Regions from separate parts of the Homo sapiens genome. Here all the other regions are linked to region 2. A link is a loop called in an ENCODE intact Hi-C map of the cell type or tissue named here. Cell type or tissue: endothelial cell of umbilical vein. All regions are shown on one strand. Region 1 overlaps MMADHC-DT (MMADHC divergent transcript). Region 2 holds the start of LOC105373686 (a long non-coding RNA gene). Region 3 has its middle 23 kb from the start of RBM43.

What was found. A loop is a pair of places that touch in the nucleus more often than their neighbours do. Peaks named below come from ENCODE experiments on the same cell type or tissue, not always from the same donor. Only the 100,000 strongest peaks of a DNase experiment are listed, where the experiment ranks them.
Region 1: it touches region 2 in a loop (31-fold over the local background); 4 of 110 quality-filtered maps call a loop at or near these places.
Region 3: a loop joins it to region 2, with 7 times the contacts of the local background. A loop is called at or near these places in 14 of 110 quality-filtered maps.

The regions. Positions count from the first base shown.
Region 1 is chr2:149,796,694-149,801,693 of GRCh38, reverse strand. All of the region lies in intron 2 of MMADHC-DT (MMADHC divergent transcript), which reads right to left. The region is part of intron 3 of LINC01931 (long intergenic non-protein coding RNA 1931); the gene reads left to right. Among named protein-coding and RNA genes, the nearest start is that of LINC01931, 60 kb to the left of the region's middle. In endothelial cell of umbilical vein, a CTCF peak has its summit at 2,182; a DNase peak (open chromatin) is centred at 2,183.
Region 2 is chr2:151,049,121-151,054,120 of GRCh38, reverse strand. It overlaps LOC105373686 (a long non-coding RNA gene), which reads left to right and starts at 3,540. Exons shown (of 4, transcript XR_002959484.1): 1 at 3,540-3,613. In endothelial cell of umbilical vein, a CTCF peak has its summit at 2,309 (motif pointing right); a DNase peak (open chromatin) is centred at 2,340.
Region 3 is chr2:151,236,430-151,241,429 of GRCh38, reverse strand. No RefSeq gene overlaps it. Among named protein-coding and RNA genes, the nearest start is that of RBM43, 23 kb to the left of the region's middle. In endothelial cell of umbilical vein, a CTCF peak has its summit at 2,370 (motif pointing right); a DNase peak (open chromatin) is centred at 2,459.

The DNA.
Region 1 (5,000 bases), 1.3 Mb after region 2:
GTGACGGGTAGAATCTCCAAATATCATATTCTTTCCACTTTATCACTTCTTTCTGAAAACCATGTATTCTGCTAAAGGGCTCCTCCCTACATCCTATTATTTTCTATGATTCAAAGATAGTTATAAACAGCAGGCACCAGCAGATATTTCCAATGAACACTGTAACAATCAAATCGGTCTTTTGGTAGTGGGACTAACGTTCAAGGTTTGATTTGCGGAATCCAAATGGTAGAATGAAAAAACTGGAAGACATTCAGTTATTTTATTTACTTCTATTATTTATAGATTGGTCACAAGCAGGATGGGAGACAAATGTTTAAATGATTAGTGTAAAGCTGTAAGAAAAAAACAAAGCACGTGCCTCAGAGAGCAACTGTATCTTTAGAGAAGACTCACATTAGATAAATGAGCATTTCTCCCCACCTTAAAATTAAAAATACTGTTGTCAAACATCTTTTCCTCCTTTCCTAAATGGTTACTTGTTTCAAGCTCCTTTTTATGCATATCCCAGCTCTTCCCTACAAAAAGCTCCACAAATAAACAAAAGACACTGTAGAGGCTCCATCTCCAAACAAGCTCCTAGCAGGAATTTCAAACTGCTCTGTTGTTTGTTTCCCTTTGCTTCCCTGCTGCAAGCAGACAGCAGACAGTCGGCCCAGCTTTGCCTGCAGCAGAAGTGATTGAACAAAGAAATCCCAGGGTCCAAACTGTTCAAAAGACCTTCTGCAAACACTTTAGGGCCAGTGAATTTTCAAAACCTGTGCCTTTTGCTTTAAAATTAAGAAGGGTCAGGATGAACACCCAACTGGATGCTGGAGGGTTGAGGGAATGTTCAATGACTGAAGACAGAGGAGGATTCCTGCAGCCTCTTGAGAGGGTCTGAAATGCAGGTGGGGGTGCGGAGGTCAGCCATGAGGAACATTTGTGAATAGAAAGAAAAAATATGGTATTTCTTTGTCATACACATAGTCCCCTCTTTCAGATTTCTATTCCACAGGTAACTAACCTAATTCAACATTTATCACCGATGGCTGAAACCCAGCTTCCTCTCTGATCAGTTTAGTCTATAGGGTAAATGCTGCTTAAAAATCATCAAGGTGACAGAAGAACTGTGCCTAATTAACACTCTCCTAATACTCCAGCAAATAACAAGCCTGCTGTGGGGGAAAAAATGCATTCACACTTCCTTATCAAATTAGGGCCAAAAAATGCTCCTAATTAGCTAAAATCAATTAATGTGACAGCAAAATGAATGTATTTATACTGTCAGCGAAAGGTATAGCCAGAGAAGTGGGAAATATATAAAGAAGCTGCTGGAGTTTCTTAAAGCAGTTATGAAGGGGCTGATGCTTTGAGAATTTTATCAATGACACCCAGAATCTGAGGGAGATTTACCTTGGAGGCAGCCTCTGTCCTGTATTTGCGGACACCCTGGGATGTTGTAGCACTTGGATGATTCTCATTGTGGTTATTCATTAAAACATGTAGTTAGTTTATCAACAGTCATCATGTAGAGCTAGGTGCTTATTTGCAAACACACGTATAAATGCATTTATACACAAATAAAATAGGTGCCTTAGACTACTACGAGTAGGCTGTTTATGAGTTACATTAGTTATATTTTCTATAAAGTTGTCATGGCTAGTCACTATTTAGCAAACTTTTTTGCTAGGATTATACTCAGTTCAAAATGTGTTGAAGAAAAGTTGTACTTGCTAAATAACTCAGGCTGGGGGTCTTGGCATTACCTCATTTTGATTCTTCTCCACTTCTGGTCTTTTGATTCCAATGCTGAACACATTAGTTAGCTTGAGAGAACTTGTTATTAACAATACAATAAATTGTTCACAAAAATGCTCATATTATGATATGGGGTTAAATGTGATCTAAAATAGGCTTTTTAGAAAGCCTAACAAAAATTCTCATATTATGATATTGGGTTAAATGTGATCTAAGATAACAATCATATTTACCATGACTTATTTCCATTCTGGACCAAGTATTTTTTTAACGGATATTTGGGCAGGTTTTACCACAAAGGTTAGCACCTCCCTTAATTATAGCTGATTCTCACTGAAATCATCATCAAAGATTTCATTTGCGCTCTACAGAGTCAGTGGACACGATGGATGTCAGCTCTCCCCCGTGTGTGGATGGTGTTAGCATCTTGGTATGTTTGTTTACTTAATGAAGTGTCTGGAGGCCTCTACTGGTGTTTAGGAAAATATCAACTGAGACAGAACAATAATTGTAGGAAGATTCTAAGCAGGCAAACCTCCTTTACATGTGAACTTATTCCAAAATCTCAGTTCTCCATTCCTTATCACTCTTTCATTACTGTAAACATTGGTAAGCTGATTATTATCTCCCAGTGTCACCTTTTCTAAGTATGCTGTACAACCACAGGATACCCTGTTTTCTCTGCTGTGGCAAATGCCATCCAGTCCTGCCCATGATAGCTGCACTAAATTATCAGCCTGAAGATTATTTTTTCACCCTCTGTCAGTTTATATCACGTCTGAACTTCCCATTCTCTAGGGATTAGGGCAGCTTTTCCATCAAACCAGCTGTTTGCTTTCTTTTTTTTTTTTTTTCTAATAATGGCAAAACAGCTTTCTTATGAATTAACAGTGTCCATATCAGATGGGAAAAACATAGGTTTCCGTTTCATATCTGTTGTATTTGCAGTCTGGTACAACCGACAATCATAAAACACAGTGAGATGCTGCCGAGAGGAGAGATGGGTGGGAGACAATAAAATCTGGAGCAAAAAGACATAAACTTGATTATAAAATTATTTCCAAAGCATACAAGAAGGGAAAAGGTGATTACCATTAATTGTGACCTTCCAATGCATCATACTTTTAGTAACTTTTCTCAAATATCAATAATATAAGTCATTTATTTCAATAATCAACTGTTCAATAAAATTTATTATAATGTTTACAATAGATAACTCTAGTATTCCTCCACCACTGGAAGAAGATGGCAAAGAAAAGAGAACTATAGAGTTAAGTAACACACCCAGCAAGCTAAATTAATATATACTCATCAATGTATTCCAAAATTCAATACAAGCACACTCTTGAAACACAAGCAAGGGAGATAATTCCTGTTGATTGAATTGTGACATGTCTCAGGTCTACTTCCCTAATAGCAGGTCCTGAGGCTAGGATTCTTAGGCTGGTTTTTGTTTGTTTGTTTTTAAGAAAATGCTCTTGGGGGGACCAGTGGGAGTTAAAGAAGTAAGATGTAAAAGAGAAGCTAAGCAGGAAATTGATTTCTGGTGCACCTAGCCTCAGCCTGTTTCTGTAATTGTACCAGGCTGCTATCTCCCTCCTGGAGGCAAGGCAGTAGGTATTTACCAGTCAAGAAACAACTCTGGCATAGCCCTCAGCCTCCTTTGAATTAGATGGCTCCAGTTGTCCAAAGGATTTCATGTGAGGTATTAGCAGAAGCAACAACAGCAGCCTTCAAAGGAATCCCCAGGTTCTGAGAGAGACGTCAAAAGAGTACACTAAACCATAAGATTCTTTTATGGCGTTTATTAAGAACCAGTGTTCAATCTATATCAAACAAATTTTGTGACTGCCTGGTAAATTTAAAGGCTAATGAGAACCTTTAGGCCCTTTGAGACATGTGTAGATATAAAAGGTTGTAACTTTCTTGACTATCTTGCCTATCCTATCTACGATCCCATTTTTCTACAAGATTCTGAGTAAAAAAAAAAAAAATCAATTGTCTAATGATTTTAAAATGACAGTACAGTTTTCTTTCAATAAAGAAGATAGGCTGGGTGCAGTGGCTCACATCTGTAATCCCAGTATTTTGGAAGGCCAAGGCACGTGTATCACTTGAGGCCAGGAGTTCGAGACCAGCCTGGCCAACATGGCAAAACCCTGTCTCCACTAAAAATACAAAAAAAAAAAAAATAGCCATGCATGTGGTGGTGCATGCCTGTAATCCCAGCTACTCGGAAGGCTGAGGCATGAGAATTGCTTGAGCCTGGGAGGTAGAGATTCCAGTGAGCAGAGATCATGCCATTGCACTCCAGCCTGGGCGACAGAGCAAGACTCTGTCTCAAAAATAAATAAATAAATAAATAAATAACACGAAAGCTTTAAGTATAAGAAATACAAAACTACCTATTAATGTGAGTCATGCAGCTATACTTTTTGGCAAGAGATTTTTAAAGTTATAAATGATATTTGGGGGTAGCTTTTACTATTTTGCAAGGGTTTCAGACTATTCTAATTCCATTTTAATTTTACTACCTATTCATGTAAAAAATATAGTATGGGTTATTTATGAAATTTTAAAGCTCATGGAATTTTAATTGGGTAGAAAAGGAAGCTGAGATTTCACTTACATCTGTCAAGTTCTGCTAAGGAGATCTGCCATAACTCATGCAAGTAGCAAAATGGCACTCACTCATTTTATAGTCAATTATGCATCTGCCATAAGTGAACATTTGTTATGTCAGGTAATGTCAGAAAGGATTTCTGAACATGTCTTCACAGTCTCTTAAACGTTAGAGCATGATCCCCACCTCAACTAAACATTCTTCTAAATGGGCACTAGACCATCCTGACTGTTGCTCAAGAAAAGATCATGGGCTATAGAATCAAGTACAGCTGGGATTTCAGATATGCTCTGCTGTCTATGAGCTGTGTGATCTTGGATCTGTCACTTTCTTCTCTCTTAGGATGAGCTATATCCTCTGTTTTATAGAAAGCCTAGATAATATTATCTACCATCCAGAGTTACTGTGAATATTAAAGAAGATAAATATTTTATAAAGATAGTACATATAACAACTCATATTCTCAAATACCCTGAAAAGACAGAAAATACATTTTCTAAAGATTTAAAAATTATTTCAAAACAGAGTTTAATGAGTAAGCCCAAACTTTGGAGTTACTCTCAAAAAGCAGAAAGCAGGGGCAGTTCCAAGATGGCTGAATAGGAACAGCTACAGGCTACAGCTCCCAGCGTGAGTG
Region 2 (5,000 bases):
CCCTTCAAAGTGCTCTACATGTAAGAATTACAGTATCACCCCCTAAGTCTTTCCAACAAAATCATCTTATAGATTATTCAAGTCATGTAATCATAAATGAGAACATCTGAAAGGGTTACCGATGCCACCCTATGTCCTTTATAATATCCCAGGTCAGGTAAGAGGCCACCCACTCCTTGTATATATTGTCAAGGAAGCCAAGAAAATAAGAGTGACATTTCCAATATGTAGTGGGACCAAAAGCCCAAATACAAAGATAGAAAGGGCAATGACTAAGCACCACATGAAAGAAATAAAAAACTTACCAGGTGTTGGCACATTTCTGCTGTGGCTCATGAAGTAAGGATGATGCTGTTGCTATGCAGAAACAAAATATTTGGAAGTGACAAATTAATCTTATTTTCAGTTTGTGCCCCAGTGTATTTGTTTGCAGGACGTGCACTGTTCATTGACAAGATATAAGAAGACCTAAAGGGAACTAGAGGAAAATAGAACAGGCAGGGGAAAACGAATGTAAAATACTTGGGCTATTTAACTTGAAGGAAAAACTAAAGATTACTCAGCTTTAGATCACTGAAGAGTGATCTAATAATTGGCTTTTAGGAAACACAGAGATTTATTGTATAGAGTACAGTGTACAGTTGGCACTCAACAAAGAACTCACAAGTCTGTTGGAGTTCACAGACACTGGCCTTCAGGGAGAGTCACAGAAAATTGAAGAAAGGTGCCCTATCAGGAACAATGGCCCCTCTGCCATCAAGTCCATTTGGTATCTAAACCAGTTCAAAGAGATGTTTTCATCTCTCATTTTTAGAGACATAATTGATCCTAGATGGGATTAAGGGTGGAATGACATGGAAGAGCTGGATCTGAAGCATGCTCTTGGAGAAGAGCTGATGATTGACACCAGGAAAATTCAGAGCCAGGAGACAAGGAGAGGTAACTGCTTAGCAGCTCTTAAGCCTTCAGAGATGACAGAATCTGCTTTGGTTGCCTGAAGAGATTGTCCTCCACATTAGACAGATAAGGATGGAAAAAACATAATAAGCAGCTTTTTGTAATTGACATGTGGGATGAAACTGGCAGGCAGAGAAGCTCAACCTACATCAAGATAAGCTTGGCTTGTGGTCAGGCTGAAGGACTTGTCTTGAGATTTTTCAAGTTAGTAGGAATGACTTCCAGACTGAAAAGCACTGTAAGGGAAAAAAGATGCACAAAACACCAAGTGTCCTCTATGGGTTTGTGGACAGACTTTCCACATTGTTAATGGAAATGATTTGTCACATTTTATAGAGTTAGTACACATGGAATGAATCTGTGTTCGTACTTCTGAAGGTCAGAGTCCCATATACTATTCACCTGAATTTTATAGACTAAGTAGTAGATTAGAAATACCTTCACCAAGCAGGCCAGATCAATTGCAGATCTCTTAGAACATGGACAGATTTCCTGTGTATGACACTGTCATCTGTCTTTATAAACCACTGGACACAGGCCTGACTACCTTCTAGATTACTAAACTCATTTGAGAATAGAACATGATACAAAGAATTAAAGGGGTAAGAAACAAGATTTAGCAGTTGCCATATTTTGCTGTATTTTCCATTCATTTTTCTTTTGGGAAAGATTTTGTTATGTGATCTAGTTAAAAAGAAATTTTACAGAACCTGTTAATACATAAAACTGAAGAACATTTTTCTTAAGTATTTTAAACTATAAGACAAAGTCTGAGCAGCTATCATACTTTATATAGTGAATTGTTAGAGGTCTTTTGAAAACCAAGAGTTTTGGTCACCTTGACTTTATTTCGTTTTTTCCTTGCTATACCTGATGATAAATCATTGCTTGGAGTGATGTAATGTGCACTTGTGTCTCAAGTTCATGTTTGTACTGCGTTTATACAGAAAACATGCTCCTTTACAGAGTGAAGTCAATGTACATCTCCTTTACAGAGTGAAGTCAATGTACATCACAGGTTAGCCCTGGAAAATGTTGTTTGCTTTTCTGGAATTTGGTTCTGCTCTACATCAAGATTTCAATGTAAAAAGATTAGATTTCCACAGGTGGCTTTGCATTAGTCAGAACTGAAATCAGAGTCTATTACTTCTAAGAGGTCATGGAAAGCAACTAATTCAAGACACATGGGGGTCTTGCCCAACATGATACATATAGTTAATAGAAAAACTAGCACCAGAATGTGTTGAGTGTTCTTTGCATACAACATATTACAGTAACTTTTGACGTAGCTATATCTGGATAATCCCAAAATGGAACTAGACTCGAGTAGAATTGGGATGCACTTGAGGCTATCAGACACTAGGTGGCATCTGTCTCTTTTTGCATCTGATGGGTAGATAATGTTTCAGTTGGATTTGTACATTGAGGGGAAGTAGACAATAATTTGCAATCTATGATCTTCATTCTTGTATAGATTTATGTGAACTAAGCTAGCACCAATGACTCATAAACTAATTTCAGCATTGCAAATGAGAGGTACCAAGTTCTTGGGAGATACAAATAATCTTTGTGAGTACAGAAGTTCTAAAACATATCACTTGCTTAACCTTCTCAGCTTGGGTATTTAATATCTAGAGGGTTTTAAAACTTCATGACTTTATGAAAATTATACAAGGGATTGACTGAGAATTAAGCCATTTTATGGAATGAAAATTATGTTATTATACTACATAAATGTCGATAAAAATTGGAAGTGTGATATTAATTTCTGATGCCCCATTAGTAGAAGTTGGTAAACATATGTAATCAGGTATAGTTAAGGGAATAATTTCTGTTCTAAACCAGTCTAATTTTCTTAAGTTTTTAGGTTCTATGGATCCTACTCTGAGGTTCTAGGAAAAAAAAATTTTCTTCAACTTTCATAAGTTCTTTGTTGAAATGGAGCCCTGTAGCAATAGGCAGATTAATAAGAGAAAAACAAACAAAAATTTATTAACATATATATTTTATAAATACATGGGAAACACCCAGGAGATGAATAGTCTTAAAGAAGTGGCTTTGAATTCCAGATTATATGTATCATCAACAAAGAACAGTGACATTTTAGAGAAATGACAAGACAAAAGACAGGACTTTGAATCTCCAGCAGCAGCCAATGGTGGGCAGGCAGATAAAGGTGAGTTAGTAAAGCTTGTTAATGTAGATTCCTGTCATCCCATCTCCAGGCTGACATGTGTCCAAAGCTGTCTTCAGTGGTTAATTTTTTTCTCTCCCTGGTAGAGAAGGGGGTCAGGATACCTTTTATCTTTGTAAATCTGCTTCCTGCTTTTTGGCAAATAGAGGTAGGGCAGAGAGCTGTACTGCATCTGCTTGTTCTTAATTCAACTTAACAATCCTTCATATTTTGGGGTGGCATATTCTTGTCTCCCACAATGTATTAATGTTTTTCTCTTCTGTGTTTAAAATGCAGATGTGTTCTGAAGTCAAGAGTCTCTGCTTATGAGTAAGGGCTTCTGTGAAATCTCTGTTGCTGGTTAAGTTGCCCTGGACGTGACTTCTTTTTCTTTCCTACAGCTTTGTAGCTTTCTGCGTCTTTAGTCAGAGTACGCTGTTTACCTGGTTGGCTGCCTCTCTTATTTGGTCCCTTGGTGGCAGGGTAAGAGGGAATTAAACTTTGCTCATTTTGGTAGAACTTTTTAAACTTTCAGATACAAGCTGAAAACTGGTCTCCTATTTTATAGAAACATAGATATTACATTTTGCTTTCAAGGAGAATAAGTCTGTAGACAGATCTTATATAGTTGGGCACAGGAGCTATTACAAAATATGAGAACACTATTGTGACTGTTTCCTCTAATGGTCTCTTAGCCTTGCTTTGTTCCTGAATTTTCATCATGGTCTTAATTACTGGCATGGACCAAGTTATTGTCTCCCCTTACTCTCCATTCATAGGTTGACATCCAAACTGTCAATGTGATGGTATTTAGAGATGGGTTACCCTTTGGGGGTAACTAGGTTTAGACAAGGTCATGTGGTTAGGCCTTAGTGATAGGATCATGTTCTTATAAAGAGACACCAGAAAGCTTGTTCTCTGTCTGTCTCTGCCATGTGAGGACACAATGAGAAAGTGGCTGTCTACAGGTCAGGAAGAGAGCCTTTACCTGGCACTGAATCAGCCAGTACATTGATCTTGGACTTTCTCCCCTCCAGACCTATGAGAAACAAATTCCTTTTGTTTGAGTCATCCAGTCCATGGCATTTTGTTACTATAGCCTGAGCAGACTAATTCAGTAACCATCGTGTCATGATATTACTTTAAGGGGGAAAAAGAGTACACTTCTGTGTTGCTTAGTGACAGGGATATCTTCTGAGAAAAGTGTTAGGCAATTTCATTGTTGTGTGAACCTCATAGAGTGTACTTACCAACCTAAATGGTATATATATTTTTCATGTGAAAACCAAATATGCCAGCACCATTATTGAATATCAATCATTTCCCCTACTTGACCTGAAATGCCAATATGAAGTACCACATATCAGGTTTCTATGTATGCTCCGTTATAATCTTCTGAAACCACTGTTTTATATGCAATCCATCACTGATGGAATTGTTACGTGGTACGTGACTGTACTTTTTAAAACTGTGGTCAACATGAGCATCAGACTCTCTTACAAACAACCCAGCCATCTTTCTGCAATTAGAAGCATCTCAGGTACTTTACTCCTTAATAGTTTCATTTTATACAAGAGCCAGCAGCAAGAATCTCTCTTTGCAAGCCCCAGCTGGGGAACCAAGAGTGATTGTTTAGGCTGTGAGTGTTAGTGATGGTGGGTGTAATGGGAGGATGGGTATCATGCTGATATTGGCAGAGGGTGCAATTTGACTCATTTAACATGTATAATGGTTTGCACCCTGCATTAAGGATGGTGTGTTTTGAAACTGAGACTTTGAGGTAAATAAATTAATGAATACAGATAAAATATTGAAGCAGGAAATTTTAACATGTTAATGTCCATTTCTATTTGTGGTCATCCTGTACAAC
Region 3 (5,000 bases), 190 kb before region 2:
ACCCAATAATGCCAGAGAAGATGAGTCAGAAATTCTTTCTGTATGAATTTGTGGACGGACCAGACTCTCCTATTTCCTATTTTTTTATTTTTTTGGGATGGAGTCTTGCTCTGTTGCCCAGGCTGGAGTGCAGTAGCACAATCTCGGCTCATTGCAACCTCCACCTCCTGGGTTCAAGTGATTCTCCTGTCTCAGCCTCCCATGTAGCTGGGACTGCAGGTGCACGCCACCATGTCTGGCTAATTTTTTTGTGTTTTTAGTAGAGATGGGAGCTCACCATGTTGGCCAGGCTGGTCTTGAACTCCTGATCTCAGGTGATCCACCTGCCTCGGCCTCCCAAAGTCCTGGGATTACAGGTGAACCACTGTGCCCAGCCTCTCTTAGTTTCTAAAAGATCATCCCTGTCCCTCTTGCTGTTCTCCTGTGGCCAGGTACTTACCTGTGTTCCCTAGACAAGGGGACTCTGTCCTCTTGGTCACTGCCATTAGCTAGGGAGGTGGTGGTGATGTGGCACAAGGTGGAAGGGTAATTCAGAGATACGATGGTGCAAATCACCCTTGCCCATCTCAGGCAGTCTTCTAGCTCTACTCCTGTGGTCTTTTTTTTTTTTGGCCCAGATATGGAGGAAATTTCTCATTCCAGCCTCAGAATGATTTGTAGTGGGAATATTTACTGTCTTGCTCTCATCTCCCCAACATATAATTGCAAAAATAAAACAATCTGACACTGGTACATTTCCTGAGATCTGAGCTGTCCAGTTGTAGCCAAGGTCATCCTGATAGAGAATGATGTAAATACTATAAACAGTTATCTATGGGTCCTATTTATGTCATTCCTAGAAGAAAACCTCGGGATTCACTGGAGACTGAGGAGTAAATCAACACTATCCACAGTCAAATCAGGTTTGAGCTGGGCTGCATTGAATTCACAATCAATCAGAACTGTATTGGATTTTGTTGCTGAACCTTAGCTTTTGGTGAAGAATTCAAAGGTGGCAATGTTTTCCTAAATTTGGCATTCTTTTGACACAGCTGAAAAAATTTCTTACACGTGCAAGAGACCAGTGTTGAAGAGCTATGTTATTGCTATCCTGAGAATTCCTATATAAGGGACTTAGGGTGTGTTCATTAGATGAAACTAATTTACACCTGGCCCCACTCTTCAATTCAGCTTTATTTCTTCTTTCAGGAATGCACCTTTTAAAAATGGCTTGTGGCAGAGTAGCTATAGTTTTAAAACATAAATACACAAAAGTGTCTATAAAACTATGCATTTCTATATACTCAGAGATGAAGAGGTTATTCATGGTAAACAAGCCTTCCTAGATTGGGTGTATGTTTTCTTGCCCTTGCTTTCTTTTTTAAAATACCATTTATAATACTTTGTACAATCAATTATTATTTTAAAGTACATTAATTTAGCAGATGTCAATTATTTGTAACACTTTCTATGCTTCCCTTTTCTTGCTACCTGGTGCCAAGGCCTGGTCCTAAGGATTATTACAAACTGTGTGTATGTTTTTCTTTCATTTTGCCTCTCATCTTTTTTACTTTTTTTTTTTTTGAGACACGGTCTCACTCTGTCATCCAGGGTGGAGTGCAGTGGTGCAATCTCGGTTGCAGTGGTGCAATCTCGGTGCAGCCTCGCCCTCCCGGGCTCAAGCGATTCTCCTACCTCAGCCTCCCGAGTAGCTGGAACTAGAGGCTCATTTTTCTATTTTTTTGTAGAACAGGGTTTTGCCATGTTGGGCAGGCTGGTCTGGAACTCCTGGGCTCAAGTGATCCGCCCAGCTCGGCCTCCCAAAGCGCTGGGATTACAGGCGTGAGCCATCGTGCCTGTCCCTCTCTTCTGTTCTATTTTTATCCATTCGATGCCATATCAGAAACAACGGTAAGAATTTATTGCTTTTAGAGGAACCTCTGTCTACTCCCAATTCTAACCCAAATGCAGGGATGAGTAAAATGAAAAAGTGGCAGTTTGAAATAAAGGAGCTATTAAAACAGTAGGAGTACCTTGGAAACAGCAGCAAGACTTCTGGTAGAGATGATGATGTTACTTTGATGTTGTTGCTGTTGTTGTTTTAAAGAAGCCTTTGCACTCCTATATGATGATGTTACTTTGAATGGTGGACTGTGACATCTTCTTCCACAGACTGAGGAATAAACATGTAGCTTCTGACTCTGGACTTGATATTCAGTAATCGTTATCTTTCATTATCAAAGATAATGAAATAATTCCTTCCTTATTGTTGAGTGGTATGACATAAGAAATACGCAGCTAAAAGGGCATATATCATGGAACTATTTACAATGGGATTATTTTTCTATTTCTAAATTGGTTTGAGAATCAGAGGCTGTTATAATCTGAAAAAGCACTAGAGGGAGCCAGATCCCTGTCTGAGGAATTCTTTCCTCTGGTGGGGAAACACTGCTTGTAGCCCACATTTAAATCAGCTGTGCTGGCTTCAGTGGCGCAATGAGTTAGCGTGGTACTTATAAATCAGCTTGCAGACTTGTGAATTTTGTGCCCAGCCTTAGACATATAATTTCAGGCAAAAATTCCCATATGTATCTTTAATAGAAAAGGGATTTTAGCATTACCAAGATATCATTATGTATTTTTTACTTGTTATTTTTATTTTTTTGTGGAGCTCAGTTCACATTTTTTTTTAGCTCAGTTCACAGACATGATTCCACGTGCATTAGAGATTTAAGAATCACAGATCTTAGAGGGTAAAGTGTTACACAATAAAGGGACCTAAGAGACTTCCAAATACAATTGGTGGACCGTGTTTGGATTATGATTCAAGCAAAGAGTGATAAGAAGATGCTGGTGAGACAACTAGGGAAATTTGAACAGGAAGACAATCTTATATCATATTATGGGATTACTCTTAATCTTTTTCGGTGTCATAATGATATCTTGGGGCTGGGCATTGTGGCTCATGCCTGTAATCCCAGCACTTTGGGAGGCCACAGTGGGAGGACTGCCTGAGCCCAGGAGTCTGAGACCAGCCTGGGTAACATGGCAAGACTCCATCTCCACAAAAAAAAAAAAAATAAAAAATAAATAATGATATCTTCTAAAATCCCTTTTCTATTAAATATAAATATGGGAATTGAAAGTATGTGTGCGTGTGTGGAGAGAGGTGGGAAGATAATAGAAGAAACAAGATTGACAACATCTGGTAATTGTTGGAGCTGGAGTTCATTATGCTATTTATTCTCCCTTTGTGAATGTTTTAAATTTACCTTTAAAAGTGAAAATGAAAAAGTAGAGACACTATATTCTTACAATATATATTTATGATGTAGTTTACCACCATTTATGGCTAATGTGTATTTCTTAGGTTGCAAACTAAATTTGCAAGAAAATATCACCTTTCCCCATAATTGAATTTAATTTCTAGTTTGAAGTTTTATTTTACTAGATGTCAGAAACCAAATATCAATTAATTCAGAGTAACCTCACATTGCACTGAGTCAAAAAATTAATTCAAGATCATCTTGGTCAATTCTGGATTTTTCCCACCTCATCTGCCAGCAGAATTGCTAAGTGAAAGTGAGTGAGAGGTGGTGCTGGTGAGTCAGGGGCTGGTCCTTGGTTGTCACCTCCTGAGTCAGATATCTAGTCAGACAACCTTCACCTTCTCTTGGGTAGGTTTGTCCTTGCAAATAACAGCCACATTGTCTGACGACCATCCGTAAAACCTCCCCAGATCTGCCTCTCCCTAGCTCTGTCAAACCTCCCTAGGGATGGGGAAACATTCAGAGGCTTTCACTCTGGCTTTCTCAGCTCTGCCCTTGTGGCCATTTCCGCTGTATTGCTCCAACACTATGTTTGTCATGGAAGGTCCTGGAACACTTCTCTAGGACATTTGCCACTTCCACAGGTTCTATTTGGGAACAAAGGCATTTTCTGCTTTCAAACCCTTAACAAATCTAGGGGCTTCAGTGTTCAGTCCTCAGAGACTAGGGATGTACACAGGCCACGTTCTAATATCTAATATCTCTTCCTGAATATCTCTTCCTGCAATGTCTAATATCTCTTCCTGAAGCCTGTGTTGTCTTCGTCTGGTCTGGTGGGTAGACTTAGCTCATAATCTATAATGATTGCTTATAGCATAAACATACCCAAAGTCCTTCAGAGCTCTGGATGCAGAGAAAGGTCACAGGTTCACAGAAATCATGAAGAAAAATTTTCTTCAATTAACATAATAAAATACTGTGCTATTGAATAATTTTAATTCAAAACTTAACATTTGCTTCTCACCACATAAATAAACTAGTGAAGCAGTAGTAAATAGTAGTTGTGAATGTAGGTTCTGGGCTTAGAGACCAGTGTTCTAATCCTGCCTCTGTCTTTTTAGTACGGATCAGGCACAAATTAAAGTTTCTAAATCTCATTTTTTTTTTTTTTTTTTTTTTTTTGAGTCAGAGTCTTGCTCTGTCGCCCAGGCTGGAGTTCAGTGGCGCGATCGCGGCTCACTGCAAGCTCTACCTCCCGGGTTCACACCATTCTCCTGCCTCAGCCTCCCGAGTAGCTGGGACTACAGGTGCCCCCCACCATGCCTGGCTAATTTTTTGTATTTTTAGTAGAGATGGGGTTTCACAATGTTACCCAGGATGGTCTCGATCTCCTGACCTCGTGATCTGCCTGCCTCGGCCTCCCAAAGTGCTGGGATTACAGGCGTGAGCCACCACGCCCGGCCCTAAATCTCATATTTTTAAATCATAAAGCAGAGGTATTGATATCTACTGTGCAATGTTTTGGGGGAGGGTTTAACAAGAATATGTATATAAAGTGCACATAGATTTTGGCCCTTTGTATAAACCTATAAATGGCAACCATTTTTATTATTAAGAACAGCAAACAGGCAGGAAAAGCCCCTTATGCAATTTTTGCATCTGGTTAATGAACCTTTCTCCTACGACTTCCTAAGTTATTAGCTCAGATCTCAAAGAACCACATAGGAATCTGGGTGCAGCCCGGGGCATGGA